Linked DNA regions of Homo sapiens: region 1 is linked to region 2. The links are chromatin contacts, found by Hi-C or POLR2A ChIA-PET in ENCODE. All regions are on one chromosome and are shown on one strand. The core of a region is the stretch at or near the end of the contact, and the rest is flanking DNA. Distances in the headings are between cores, read along the strand shown. Region 1 has its middle 4.3 kb from the start of MIR6078. Region 2 has its middle 36 kb from the start of LINC02639.

What was found. A loop is a pair of places that touch in the nucleus more often than their neighbours do. ChIA-PET counts read pairs that join two places held with the same protein, here RNA polymerase II (POLR2A). Pooled maps may share reads with other maps.
Region 1: POLR2A ChIA-PET joins it to region 2 with 13 read pairs in activated CD4-positive, alpha-beta T cell. The contact joins two enhancer-like sites. A Hi-C loop is called at or near these places in 2 of 37 single-sample maps with no recorded cell type and 4 of 50 pooled maps. POLR2A ChIA-PET finds 5 or more read pairs at or near these places in 4 of 52 experiments (AG04450, GM12878, activated CD4-positive, alpha-beta T cell and 1 more).

The regions. Positions count from the first base shown.
Region 1 is chr10:3,991,917-3,999,026 of GRCh38, reverse strand. No RefSeq gene overlaps it. Among named protein-coding and RNA genes, the nearest start is that of MIR6078, 4.3 kb to the right of the region's middle. RefSeq lists enhancers at 5,496-5,996, 5,997-6,497. Within about 2 kb of position 3,591, at least 2 of the 41 ENCODE cell types and tissues checked have a DNase peak (open chromatin) inside an H3K27ac peak, as active enhancers do.
Region 2 is chr10:3,866,476-3,873,481 of GRCh38, reverse strand. No RefSeq gene overlaps it. Among named protein-coding and RNA genes, the nearest start is that of LINC02639, 36 kb to the right of the region's middle. RefSeq lists an enhancer at 3,280-3,779. Within about 2 kb of position 4,202, at least 4 of the 41 ENCODE cell types and tissues checked have a DNase peak (open chromatin) inside an H3K27ac peak, as active enhancers do.

The DNA of each region.
Region 1 (7,110 bases), core at 2,342-4,841, 130 kb before region 2:
ATTTAGGACTTAAAGACTTACTGTACTGAGTTAAAGGCTTACTGTAAACTACAGTGATCAAGACAGTGTGGTATTGGTAAAAAGAACAGACAACTAGATTAATGGAACAGAAGAGAGAGCCCTGAAATACACCCACACAACTGAACCTTCACAAAGGAACAAATGCAATTTAATGGAGAAAGTTTGGCCTTTTCAACAAATGACACCAGAACACCTGGACATCCACATTCAAAAAACAAATCAAGACACCAACCTTACATCAAGCTCTATCAGCCCATGGCCTGCAGGCCCCATGCAGCCCAGGACAGCTTTGAATGTGGCCCAACATGAATTCATAAACTTTCTTAAAACATTAAGAGATTTTTATAGCAGGGCACGGTGGCTCACGCCTGTAATCTCAGCACTTTGGGAGGCTGAGGCGGGTGGATCACAAGGTAAGGAGTTCCAGACCAGCCTGACCAACATGGTGAAACCCTGTCTCTACTAAAAATGCAAAAATTAGCTGGGCATGGTGGTGGGCGCCTGTAATCCCAGCTACTCAGGAGGCTGAGGCAGGAGAATCCCTTGAACCCAGGAGGCGGAGGTTGCAGTGAGCTGAGATCATGCCACTGAACTCCAGCTGGGGCAACAGAGCGAGACTCTGTCTCAAAAAAAAAAAAAAAAAATTAAGAGGGTTTTTTTTTTTAGCTCATCAGTTATCTTTAGTGTTAGTGTATTTTATGTGTGGCCCAAGGCAATTCTTCTTCTTTCAATGTGGCCCAGGAAAGCCAAAAGATTGGGCACCACTGCCTTACACCATTCACAAAAATTAACTCAAAATGGATAATAGACATAAATGTAAAAGGAAAACTTGTAAAACTTCTAGAAGATGATATCACAGAAAATCTTCAGGCAGATGGCTATGTAATGTAAATTAATGGCCACTGAGAATAGACACCATGACCACCATGTCTGAGGGATGCTTCGGTGAGATCTGCAGCTTCAGCTTTAAATATCCACTAGGGTAATATCCATATTATTACCCAAATTTGTTGCCTTGAAGTGCACTTTGTCTATAACCTAAATATTTCCTTCTACATTTTTAATCTGTTTTCATTTGTACTCTTCCTATAATAAGCCTCCAAGCATGTTGCTGTTTCACGACCCTGAGAAGAATGAGACAGCACACTATCACTGACCGCACACAAATTAGAGAGGTTTCATTAGCTGGGTCCTCTTCACAGATATCCTGTCAAAAGCAGGTTTCAGGGTGAGAACAAAGGACATATGAAGGAGTTTGCAGAATGAGATGGAAAAAGAAAGCCTGTGAAAATGGAATCAAACCACAGGGTGACAAACTTCATTGTCTTCAAATTATGCCTAGAAATAATAATGAAATAGCATTGAAGTCAGGTTAAGCCCCATTTCCCTGGACTACACATCATAATTCTACTATTACACTGACACTGGCTTGTATGTAATATTGCTTAAAAGATTACACCATTTGGCTGGGTGCGGTGGCTCACGTTTGTAATCCCAGCACTTTGGGAGGTCCAGGTGGGCAGATGGCTTGAGGTCAGGAGTTCGAGACCAGCCTGGTCAACATGGCAAGAACCTGTCTCTACAAAAAATACAAAAATTAGCCGGGCGTAGTGACGCATGCCCGTTGTCCCAGCTGCTCAGGAGGCTGAGGTAGAAGAATTGCTTGAATCTGGGAGGTGGAAGTTGCTGTGAGCCAAGATCGCACCACTGCACTGCTGCCTGGGCAAAAAAGGGAGACTCTGTCTCAAAAAAAAAAAAAAAATACACCATTTGAAATTCAGAAATTATTTCTGCATATGTCTTCTTTTTTCCTTATAACTGGAGCCTTTTATTTTATCTTTTCTCTGCCATCAGCAACATGTAGTTTCACCTTGGAATAATGTGGTTGATCCAGGTATATTTGTTGTTAATTGGAACGCCAATGAAAATATAATTAGAACAGATTTTCATAGGATATAACAATTAAAAAATTGGGAGCCACGTTTGGTTTGAAGTTGGGTTTCTATGGAAATAGCAAAGCTCTCAGAATAACCTGCCAGAAAAATCTGAATTCAGTATGAAGTGTCTAGATGCCAACAGCAGGTAGACAACAGAGATGAGAATCAAGAAAGGAAGATCGAAAGTGATTAAGAGAAAAGAAATAGAAAGTGACAATGACAAAAGTACATGTTATTGAAGAAATGACTGTGCAGTGGATCTGAAATAAAAAAAAAAAAACCTAGAGGGAAAGAAATGTGTGAATTAAAGTTCATACCTAAAAGTACAGCAATTATATTTAAAAAGAACGTTCATATTCTTTGCCCAAGAATGTCACGAGAGTGGATGCCGTTACATTAAATTATAATCTCTCTGGGGAAGAGGTACAAGCAAATTTACTAAGGTATTTAAAATTGCACTTTAAAATTTTTAAAAAAGAATTTTAAAAAATTCCACAGGGAGCAATAACTCATTGGCAGCTATATCAACTCGACAAAACATTTCCAGTTCTAATTTCATAGGGCCAGATTAGGTTCTTATTTTTATTCTCTGTATTATATATATTTAATTACCATCTTCAGAACTTTAAAGGGAGCTACAAATTGAGGAAATGTTGGCAGATGTCCTCAAGAAAATAGGCATGATTTTAAAAATTACATATTTAAATCTCAGATCTCAAATGAAATATTAAAAGACCGATAGGGTTAGCAAAAAAACTAATTTGTCTTCACTCATCAAATCTGTATTATGTAGGAATTTTTTTGCATTGATCCATTCTATTCCCAGCAAGCATTTACTCCAAGCTTGTCAAGAGATCAGCAGCATGGACTAGAAGATGCAGCATTTTTTTAGGGCAACCAGGACCTGGTCAAGTCCTCCTCTCTCTTTACTGGCCACTTGGCTCAATTCAGTATATATATTTTTATCCAAAAATTGGAAATAAAAATACCTGTTCTGCTTACTTCGCAGAGGTTTAGCAAGGATGGAATGGATGACTGGGTACTGAGCTCTGTCCAAAAAATTACATAACTCTTCCAGGCCACAAGCCAATTTTATATGACAGTAGGAGAAACACATACCGAAAATATTTAAGTGCCAGACAAAATTGAATATATGATTAAAAAGAGCAATACATATAGAAAGTGCTACAGCAGTTCAGAAAACGGGGGAAGCCAATAGAGATTGAGTCAGATGTGATTCTACAACCTCCCTAACGACCCACACATTGCCTTGAAACACATCTCTAACCTGAAACCTTCAGGCTCTGTCTTCAACCTGTTTTCATTTGTTCTGTCCCCAAATTATAGCTGACCGCTTACTATAATTAAGTCATTCTTCAACCTTCTGCCTGAGGTCTCCTCCACTGCTTTTGCCCAATCCAGGATTTAGCACTGTGGGAAATATGGCTCCAGGTCCAGCGTGCTCTGCCCTTCTCATTTGGTACCTAGGGAGAATTCCTTTTCCTTCCCACTCCTAAATTCCTCTAATTCTCTGATTTCTAAGTCTGCTCTTTAAGAAACATTCTGTGATGAGTTCACTTCCTTTGCAGGGACATGGATAAAGCTGGAAACCATCCTCCTCAGCAAACTAATACAGGAACAGAAAACCAAATACCGCATGTTATTACTCATAAGTGGGAGTTGAACAATGAGAACACATGGACACAGGGAGGGGAACATCATACACCGGGACCTGTCAGGGGCTGGGGGGTAAAGGGAGGGAGAGCATTAGGACAAATACCTAATGCATGTGGGGCTTAAAACCTAGATGATGGGTTGATAGGTGAAGCAAACCACCATGGCACATGTTTACCTATGTAACAAACCTGCACTTTCTGCACATGTATCCCAGAACTTAAAGTAACAAAAAAAAAAATACAAATAAAAACATTCTGTGTACTTCATGAAGCAATTCTGCCACAGGCCTTAACGATGGCCACTTCTCATTCTAAATCCCTTCCCTACATCCTCACTGTTTCATGTTCAGTTTCAGTTTTAGAATAAATGATTAATCGAATTCTCCTGAAGCAAATGGCGGGAGACATTATGCTTTGGTTGTAATAAAATTTCATTGCAAATGCACTGATAGAAGTCACAGTGAAATATTACAGGGTCTAGAGACCAAAGAGAAAACAACCAGGAATAAAGGAAACAAAAAAAGCAATGTTCTGAACACAGTTCTGGGGGAAACTTTACCTTTAGACGGTGTAATGGATATGCCTCGGTCCTTATTCTCATGCTAGTGCATTAGTCCGTTTTCACACTGCTATAAAGAAATACCCGAGACTGGGTCATTTGTAAAGGAAAGATGTTTAATTGACTTGCAGTTCTGCGTGACTGGAGAGGCCTCAGGAAACTTATAATTATGGTGGAAGGGGAAGCAGTTGCATCTTACATGGTGAGAGAGAGTGTGTGTAAAGGAAGAACTCTGCAACACTTCTAAAACCATCAGGGATCTCATGAGAACTCACTCACTATCATGAGAACTGCATGGGGGAACCGCCAATCACCTCCTTCCTTCTACAGGTAAGGATTACAGGTACCTCCTTTAACACGTGGAGATTACAATTTGAGACAAAATTTGGGTGGGGCCACAGAAGCAAACCATAACACTAGCCATTGAAACAGTGCTACGTTTTGTTAGAAGAGTTTTGTTTTGTGTTCAGGGGCAGGGAGGATGTCGAGTGAAAATGATTTAAGATATTTTTGAATTCTTGGTGTGGAGGAAATAAAGGGTAATTATTACTGTGTTCTTCAACACTACATAAACACCCACTTTTCTCTGGTCTGGACCAACAGCATCTCCAAAGGAATGGGGATCTGTCCAAGACAAGAGCTCCCCAAAGCTGTTGCCCTGTGTGGAAGGTGACTCAGCCATCCTTGATTGGCAACGAAGTAGGTTCTGCAAACTGTGCTTCCCTGATTCAGGTCAATAGTTGCTACTGATTTATAGCTATGGTGGGATAATTTAAGGGGAAGGATAGAGCATCTTGGTTATGGAGATTTATGAACTTACCTGACCAGCAAACCACATTATTCGTGATGCCTGCCAACCAGGCTTCAGATATATTTTGGTTTTAGTGGCATTCTTCTAAAACGTCCATCAAAGACAGCCCCCAGGAACATTTTATTCCTGATTGCCATATATTCTTCACTTATTGTAATTTGCTTAAGCAGACGTTACGATACTAAATTGGCTTCGTATTATGCACAGAGGTACTAGCTTCCAATACCTTCTGAAATAAGCAAGCAGAAGGGGTAATTAAATCTTGTCTTTTTCTTCACATTGCTCGGCATGTTCTTTTATTTTTCTGGCTCCTATGCTGACAACCCAGCAGGAGATTTTACAAGCCCAAAATACCTGATTACTTCCCAACCCCAGAGAAAGGGACAGAACATGCTTGGGAAGAAGGAAAGCTAATGGCAGCTTCGCTGGAGGTGAGAACAGGGTGAAAGTTGAGGAAGCTCAGAGCGGAATGAATTCCAAACAGCTTGGGCAGGGCTGACCTCGCCGTCTGCCGTGTCCTGAGAGGCAGGTGTCGCACTGCAGTCACATCGCTGTTCTTTCATTGTGTGATGAATTTCCAATACATCCCCGACATGGCAGGGGAGGCGGGTTCCAAAGTGGAACCGTGTTCGAGCATTCTGTCTTCTACTGCTCCCTCAGTGGCGTAAACATAGAAGTCGTGATTTGCTTAGAACAACTCCTGGCAATGAAGGGAGTGGCTGAGACACTGGCCTGGGATTCCAGGCCTTCCCCAGCAAACGCATAGTGCAGGCCACCTGCGCTCTGCTCCGGTAAAAATGCCGCACAGCGTCTGATGCGTCCGCACTGCCTGGACCTGGGAACACTCATCCCACAGGAGAAAGAAACCTGATGTACTCATCCATCAGGACCACGACTCTCAGAACACGCATCCAACTAGCCGTCTGCGGTTGGGTAGAGAGGCCCTGGGGCACACTTTTAGCCCTGCTAGAAAGTTGGCCTCGTAACTGGCCGGCTTATTCCAGGAATGTTTTCATTTTTCTTTCTAAGGTCAACCTGATCACACTGCCGAGGCTACAAGCACACAAAGGCTGCAGGCACATAAACAAAAGATGAAAAAACAGACTCCCGGGCAGAGAAAACAGGGTCAGAGGTGTTGCCGTGCCTGTGAGGCCTTTGCTGGCCGCCTGCGTTCCGGTGGCAGCCAGTGACCGTCCTGCACCTTCCTGCCGACTGCAGAGACCTCAGGCCACCCTTGGCTCTGACCTGTGTTTCCCAGGCTGCCTCTGCACCTGCCTGCTAAAGCCTTCCTCGGTTTCCTTTGGTAAAGTATTGAGTGATGAATTTTCTCACCAGGTTCTTAAGGCAAGGAAGAGTCCCCCTGGGGTGCAGGCTGAGAGACAGGTCTCTGTGGAACAAGGAGGAGGGATGGAGGAGTTCTGTGTGGGAGTGTGGTGGGCTGGTTGTTGATTTATTCATTTGCAGTTGGGGCAGCTTTGAAAGGGAGGTGAGAGAAGATGAGGGAAGGGGAGGGGAGGGGAGAAGGTGGAGGGAAGGGAAAAGGAGAGGAGGAGAGGAGTGACGAGGAGAGGAGGGGAGTGGGGAGGAGGGGACAGAAAGGTCTGGAGAAAGAGCCAGCCAGCCAATGTGGAGGAATTTTAAAACACAGATATCTGTCCTTCACTTTAACTGAGTTAATGAGTGAATTTTCCCACCAGCCATCTTACTGGGATGTCAAGTAAGAAGGAAGCAGAGGCTCAGAGACCGATGGTCACTGGGATGATATCAAAATTGACAGAAATTTGATGACAGAGAAGTCCCACTTTTGTTCTGTTTTGCTTCATAGCTGTTGTTTTTTTGTCTTGTCTTTGTTTCTGACTCCTGGCCTTTGCCTCCTATCCCCTGCCTGAGCAGCCAGATGCACACACACTCTAGGTCCACACAGAGTCCCCCGGACTCGCTCCACCCTGTCAAGCCTCTGCACGTGGCAATTTCTTCTTTTTTTTTTCCTGGTTCGACCACCTTGGCCTGGTTTTTCATCTTTTTGTTTTAACTCCCTTCGTGTGTCACGCACCTTCCCTTTCAACTGTGCTGCACACACTGGATTCTGCTGTTGCTTTTCTGAGC
Region 2 (7,006 bases), core at 2,953-5,452:
AGTTATAAAGTAATTTTTTTAAAAGATCCATCCATAATATTTACCAAACAATTTTAAATGGGCTATTAAAAGGAGGTTAGTTGTTTTTGTTTGTTTGTTTGTTTTGTTGTTTTCAACATTGCAACCCTTTGAAATCATTATTAAAAGACACACAAACATTTATTGAGTTGTAATTTCAATCTTCTGGCTTCATTGTGTCCTGCTGGAAGGAAACAACTATGTCTTCCCTTTGCATCTCCTGATATTGAGGAGACCGCTGTGCACCTAGGAGAGAGCCATGTGTGGGATGAAGGGATGAAGCTATTAAAGGAATCGAATATGATAAAACAAACGAACACACAAAAAGACAACAGAATGCAATATAATGTCAAGTGCCTGGCAATAATTACATGAGCTGGCTCAGTTATGTGGAAACTGATCTCATCTCATTTGAAAAGGCAAGAAAAGGTGACGGTTGTACACCAAGTAAAGCAACTCAGAGGAAGGGAGGGATGCAGATTGGGGCCCGCAGCACAGGAGAGAGGCGCAAGGCCGACCTCACCTGCGCTCTCCAGAGCCACCCCCTCCTCCTCCTCTCTCATGTCTCCGGCCATCAATCAAGTCACACAGAGATGGACAGAGCAGTCCTTTTGTAGCCGAGCCGAGAGCCATGCTTCTCCTAAACTGTTGGTTCCCAGATTCTTAAAAGATTTTGGTAAGTAAATATTTCATGTTAGTATAGGACTATGTATCCTGGCGTTTTAAAAACTCTAGAATAGTGCTTTTTTCTGTTTAAATTTGGAATTCTGTCATTTTTTAAGATCCCCTAAGAGGGTAATAAATAAGCATTTCGAATGAGGAGTTTAGACTAGATCCTTAGTCTTCAAATTCCTTTTCAGGCGTGGGGGACCTCTGGGGAGTGGCTCCAGAGAGGCTGCCTCTTTCCCTCATGAGAACAGCTCTGCTCACCTCACCTAAACTTCTTCAAATGCCTTCTTTAAAGTATTGGCTTCCTTGTTTACAACAGTCAAGAACAACCTTGAAAACTTCTGGGGAGGAAATCCCTTTCAGCTTTCTATTTCTGCAATTCTCTGGTTACTTTTCAATAAATAGTCAATGATAAAAGAACCACTAAGAAAGCATTCCTAACCAGAGGACTTTTGGACTCCCTTCAACGTAGAGCTAAGGGTCTCTCAATGACATATCAAGGCACATTTAACCGCAGGGGACATTTATTGAACATCTATCAGTTGCTCAGAGCACTTGTTGGCAGGCGCCAAGGCTGAGCAAGGCTACGGTGCTCGGCTCAGAAAGGAACCCAGAAGCCGTCCAGAACCGGGGTGGCTTCCCAGGGGAGTGGCCTCTGAGGTCGCAGGAGCCCACGCTCAGGGGTCCCCATGCTGGACTTTATGCTTTGCCATCTCCGTATTGAATTCCCAAATTATTTTCTCATGGAACTTGGGTTTTTAAGTGAAGCCTGTGGGGACAAGGAAGCACACGTGTGATCAGAGGAGAGAGAGGAATGGGGGACGAAGGAGAAGATCTTTATGCACAGTGAGATTGTCTTAGGTGGCTCGGACTACCATGGCAAATACTACAGACTGTACATCATTCAGATAGTCACATGCAGAGCTGGTAGCTCTGCACTAACAATAGCAAAGTCCATGGTACAGTCTGGAGGTGGCTAGTCCAAGCTCAAGGTGCCAACCGTTCACTTTCTGGCAAGGGTTCTCTTCCTGGCTGGTAGACGCAGCCTTCTTGCTGCTGTATGACAGGTGGGTTTGGTGGGAGACAGAGAGAGAGAGAGGAGCGGAGGGAAGTTCACTCTCTGGAGTCTCTTCTTATAAGAACACTAATCCTATTGCATCAGGGCCCTGCCATTATGACCTCATTCTACCTTAATTACTTTCTTACCCCAAATACAACAGCACCAGGGGTTAGGGATTCAATAGAGGACTTTGGCAGGCGTTGGGGAAACAACTTGGTTCCCAGCAGTACTATTCCAGCTTGAATTTTTAGCAGTAAAATAAAATCAAAAACAGAAAAGAGGTTGTTAGTTAAAAACTGGTATAACCACTTTGTGGAAGCTTACATAGTCATTCAATATTATATTTCCAAGGTCGTTCCATGACATAGAGAAGGCCTTGAGTATATGATAAGCACAAATGGTCACATGAAATTGTGCATAAGTACACAGTTTATTGACAACTACGTAGAGAAAGAGACATCTGCCTAGAAAAAAAATGCTGAAAGGTGATACATAAAAATACTGATAAAGGTATGTTTAGGTAGTAGGTATATTTTACATTTTTTTCTGTTATTCTGTATTTTCAAATATTCCTTCATGAATATATACTGCTTTTTACTAAAAAAAAGTTTGAATTATCCTATTAAATTTATGGTCATGATTTTTAAGAATAAAATAAATATGGAATAGAATAATTTACACACTACTAAATTGATGAGTTAATATTTTCCTTGAGTTTATAAACTCAAATTGGATCAAATTATTAAAATTCAAAAAAATTCTAAAGGAAGGTTATTTTTTGAACTTCGGTTCTCAAATGTAATTTGAACGTATTAACTTCCAACACTAGCAACAAAAATATCCATCGCAAACGAGAGTCATTTGCAAGCTTGCTTTGGCAAAATAAGCCCTTTTCAAATGGGACCTTACACAGTATTCCAATATAAAATTCACACTGAAATGAAGCCCCTCTAGTGAATACCAATTTGGGGCCCTGCCCATGCCCATCCTCCTGGAGGCTCCCAAGGAACCTCTGTTGAACCCAGGGTTCCGTGAGCCACAGTTCTAATGCTCTTGGACAGAGTAGAGTATGAGCCCTGGGTTTTAAGTCCCAGCTCTACAGGTAACTATTTGCATGATATTCAGAAAGTTGTAGCATGATGTTGATGAATTATATTATCTCTGGGGTCTCCTCCAAGTCTGTAGTTCTTTGAATCTGTTTGACTAGGGTGGACCATGCCAGTATGCATTTTTGTTTTCTTTTTTTTTTGAGATGGAGTCTCACTCTGTCACCCAGGCCGGAGTGCAGTGGTGCAATCTCAGCTCACCGCAAACTCCGTCTCCCAGGTTCAAGTGATTCTCCTGTCTCAGCCTTCCAAGTAGCTGGGATCACAGGTGCCTGCCATTATGCCTGGCTAATTTTTGTATTTTTACTAGAGATGGGGTTTTACCGTGTTGGCCAGGCTGCTTTCAAACTCCTGATCTCAGATGATCCACCTGCCTCAGCTTCCCAAAGTGCTGGGATTACAGGCACGAGCCACCGCATCTGGCTGCTAGTATGCATTTGTTTAAATTATCAAATGGGAATCTGAAATGGGGCAATGGGAATTAAGAAAAATCATCTTTTTTTATTTAGAACTATCTTCAGACATGAACCCTCACAGTTGAACACATTACTTCACAATAAATATAGGCTGCCCTTCCGTGCCCCTCAGCCAAATGCCTTTTTAATTTTTTTTTTTATTTTCAACTCTTGCAACTAAATAAAGCAATCATACCACTAGTGTGACGGTTAATTTTATGTGTCAGCTTGGTTGGGCCATGGTGCCCAGATATGTGGTCAATCTTTATTCTGGATATTTCTGTGAGGATATTTTTGGGTGAGATTTCCCTGATATGGGTGAGCCCCATCCGATCTGCCGAAGGCCTGAAGAGCACAAAAAGCTGACCTCCCTGCAAGCGAGAGAGAATTCAGCAGCAAACAGCCTTCAGACTTCATCTGCAACATCAGCCCTTTCTGGCTCTGCACGAAACTGTCTTCAGACTCAAACTGCAGCTTTTTCCTGAGTCTCCAGACTGCTTACCACCCCCATCAGATTTTGGACTCACCAAGCCTCCACTGTCCCATGAGCAAATTCCTTAAAATATCCACCTATCTATCTCCTATTGGTTTGTTTCTCTGGGAACCCTGACTAATGCAACCACCTTTATCATAAACTCGGAAGAGAATTCTCCATGACCCTCACATGTCTGCACATCTTCTGAGTAGAGGCCGTGAGAGTCTTTGTCCTGGAGTATCTTGTGAAAGATAGTTAAATAGTGAACAGCTTTGGAAGACAGAGACTGTGTGTCCTTCAAAGCAAAGGGCAGGTATGCCTACTGCTTCTTGTGAAAGGCAGCTTCCCATCCTCCAAGTTTAGGTTCACCTCCTGAAATGCAATCCACTGCATGTGCAAATGTCACCTGACCCTCCTTCAGTCACCCTCTGGGGGTGGGGAGTAGGAGAACCAAAATTGCTGATACTCTGCCTACTGCTATTGCTTGAGTCATAAAGTCCTTTTGGTCTTTGACCCAGAGTACTCATATCTTCTGTCAGCATTCACAAAACTAGGACAGGCTAACTTGAAACCTTACAAATAGGGTAAAATATTAGATCCTTCCCAGTTCCTTACAGTCCACATAAAATATGCCAAAGGGTCTATAATCAGAATCTCATCAAATGCATTGTGTGGTGTCTTGAAAATATATCTACAAATCCTTTGACAATCCTTCTTTGAAAAGGTGAGGTTCAATTCTGCTCCTCTGCGTGTCAGCTGGACTTTGTAACTTGCTTCTACAGAAATAGAATGTGGCAGAATGGGAGGCTAAGGTGGAGGGATCCCTTGAAGCCAGAAGTTTGAGACCAGCCTGGGCAACAGAGCAAGACCCTGTCTCTACAAAAAAGTTTAAAATTGACCAGGCGTGGTGTCTCACACCTGTAATCCCAGCACTTTTGGAGGCCAAGGTGGGCCGAATCATTTGAGGTCAGGAGTTCAAGAGCAGCCTGGCCAACACGGTGAAACCCCATCTCTACTAAAAATACAAAAATTAGCCAGGTGTGATGGTGGGTGCCTGTAATCCCAGCTACTCAGGAGGCTGAGGAAAGATAATCATTTGAAACGAGTAGGCGGATGTTGCACTGAGCTGAGTGTGCCTTTGCACTCCAGCCTGGACGACAGATTTAGACTCTGTCTGAAAAAAAAAAAAAAAAAGTTGAAAATTAGCTAGGCTCAGTGGCGTGTGTGCACCTGTAGTCCCAGCTACTCAAGTGGCTGAGGCGAGATGATAGCTTGGGCCCAGGTGTTCAAGACTGCAGTGAATCATGATCGCACCACTGCATTCCAGCCTGGGTGACAGTGAGACTCTGTGTCTACAAACAAATAAACAAACAAAAGCAAAAAACAAGACACATGAGCCATTCTATGGATGTCTTCAAATAAGCAACTATTTACTCTTATTGTCTTTATATGTGACAATATCCAAAGGGCAGCCTATTCACTCTGGAACATCTCACATGAGCAATTATACAGTGAAAGGAGCAAAAAAAGAAAAAAAATTAAAACCCTGAACATGAGCGATGGAATCAGAAGTGTCTATTCTGCCTCTTACTAAGAAGTGACCACACCCAAAGTCACTGAAGCTCTCTGATTTTCAGGTGATTTTGGATGACTAGTGTAGTCATACCTAGCTGTCTGGATAATTTTGATGATGAAATCAGAAACATAATAGCATTTATTATCTACTAAACATTGTGTACCGGAATTTAGAGCCATGATTTCTTTTAACATATCCAAACCATCTAGAATTGTGCCTGGCACATGTTATGTAATGCATAAACCTTAGGCCCTGTCTTCTCCCAACATAGAAGATTGATACTTGATCATGTGCCCATGATCTCAGTTTATGTGCCTTAAAATAAAATCCATGACTTCCTCTTGTTATGATGATGGCAAACATCTACTTGTAACTGTGCTCTAGTTAAAAAAAAAAAGTAATACTTCAACTTTTATGATTACAAGGCAATACACATTAAAATGACTCATTCTGATGAAGATATCAAAGTTACTGCTATCCAATGTGACTCTACTTCAGTCATAAAGAAAACGTTCTCATGTAGCCAGAGTCATCACAGTGGAAAAACAACTTCACTCCTTCCCTGAGCACTTGTGACAGCACCTCAGGTCTCACAGATGGGCTCAGGGGTCCCACAGGTGAGGTGCACACACCCAAGGTTCTGTACAGAATGATATATTGCAATACAAGTAAAAGAACATTAGAGCTTCTATGCACATTTATTTTTATCTGATTCATTTATTACGTGTATGTTTCTGTGTATCCTTTATAATGCTCAAAATATAACAGAAGACTTACCTGTCTCTATATTGTTTGTTCCTATCACTGTCTAATTGCTCATGGAAGCCACCCAGCAGGAAGGGGCTGGTCTTACACATCAGCAAATGTTAATGTCTTTATATGTTCATGATCAAAACCTTTTTACTGATGAGGTGTGTATCCTCAAAATATTTGGAAACCTCTGCTGCAGACCATCATTTAGATTAGAGTTGAAACTGACACTTAGCATTTAGATGGACTAAGACTAATTATGTCACCAATTTACAACAAGAATATTTTACAAAAATAAAACATAAAACGGCCTGGCGTGATAGCTCATGCCTGCAATCCTAGGACTTTAGGAGGCTGAGGCGGGTGGATCACTTGAGCTCAGGAGTTCAAAACTAGCCTGGGCAACATGGCAAAACCATATCTCTGTAAAAAACACAAAAATTAGCCAGGTGTGGCGGCACGAGCCTGTAATCCCAGCTGCTTGGGACTAAGGCAGGAGGATCACTTGAGCTGGGGAGGTGGAGGCTGCAGTGAGCCCAGATCACACAGCTGCAATCCAGCCTGGGAGACAAAGTGAGACCCTGTCTCAAAAACAAAAACAACAAAACCCATAAAATAACTGTATTTAAGGGCTACTACAGCAGTGCTTCCACCTTTCAGATATGTCTATGCAGTGATCACCAAGTGTGAAGTGGCAGTTAGCTATAACCAGCTAAAACTGTTCTTGAACCAGACTAATACGACTTCTTTTCAGAACATTATTTGCATGGTGGTCTGGAATACTTGCTGTCTTTGCTGCTGGTCGAGTTCTCTGACAACCTGAAACAAGTGTTGAGGAACTGCTTCTATTTGGTCTCCAACATATGTCACATATTTCTGGGAAACATGATGAGCAAC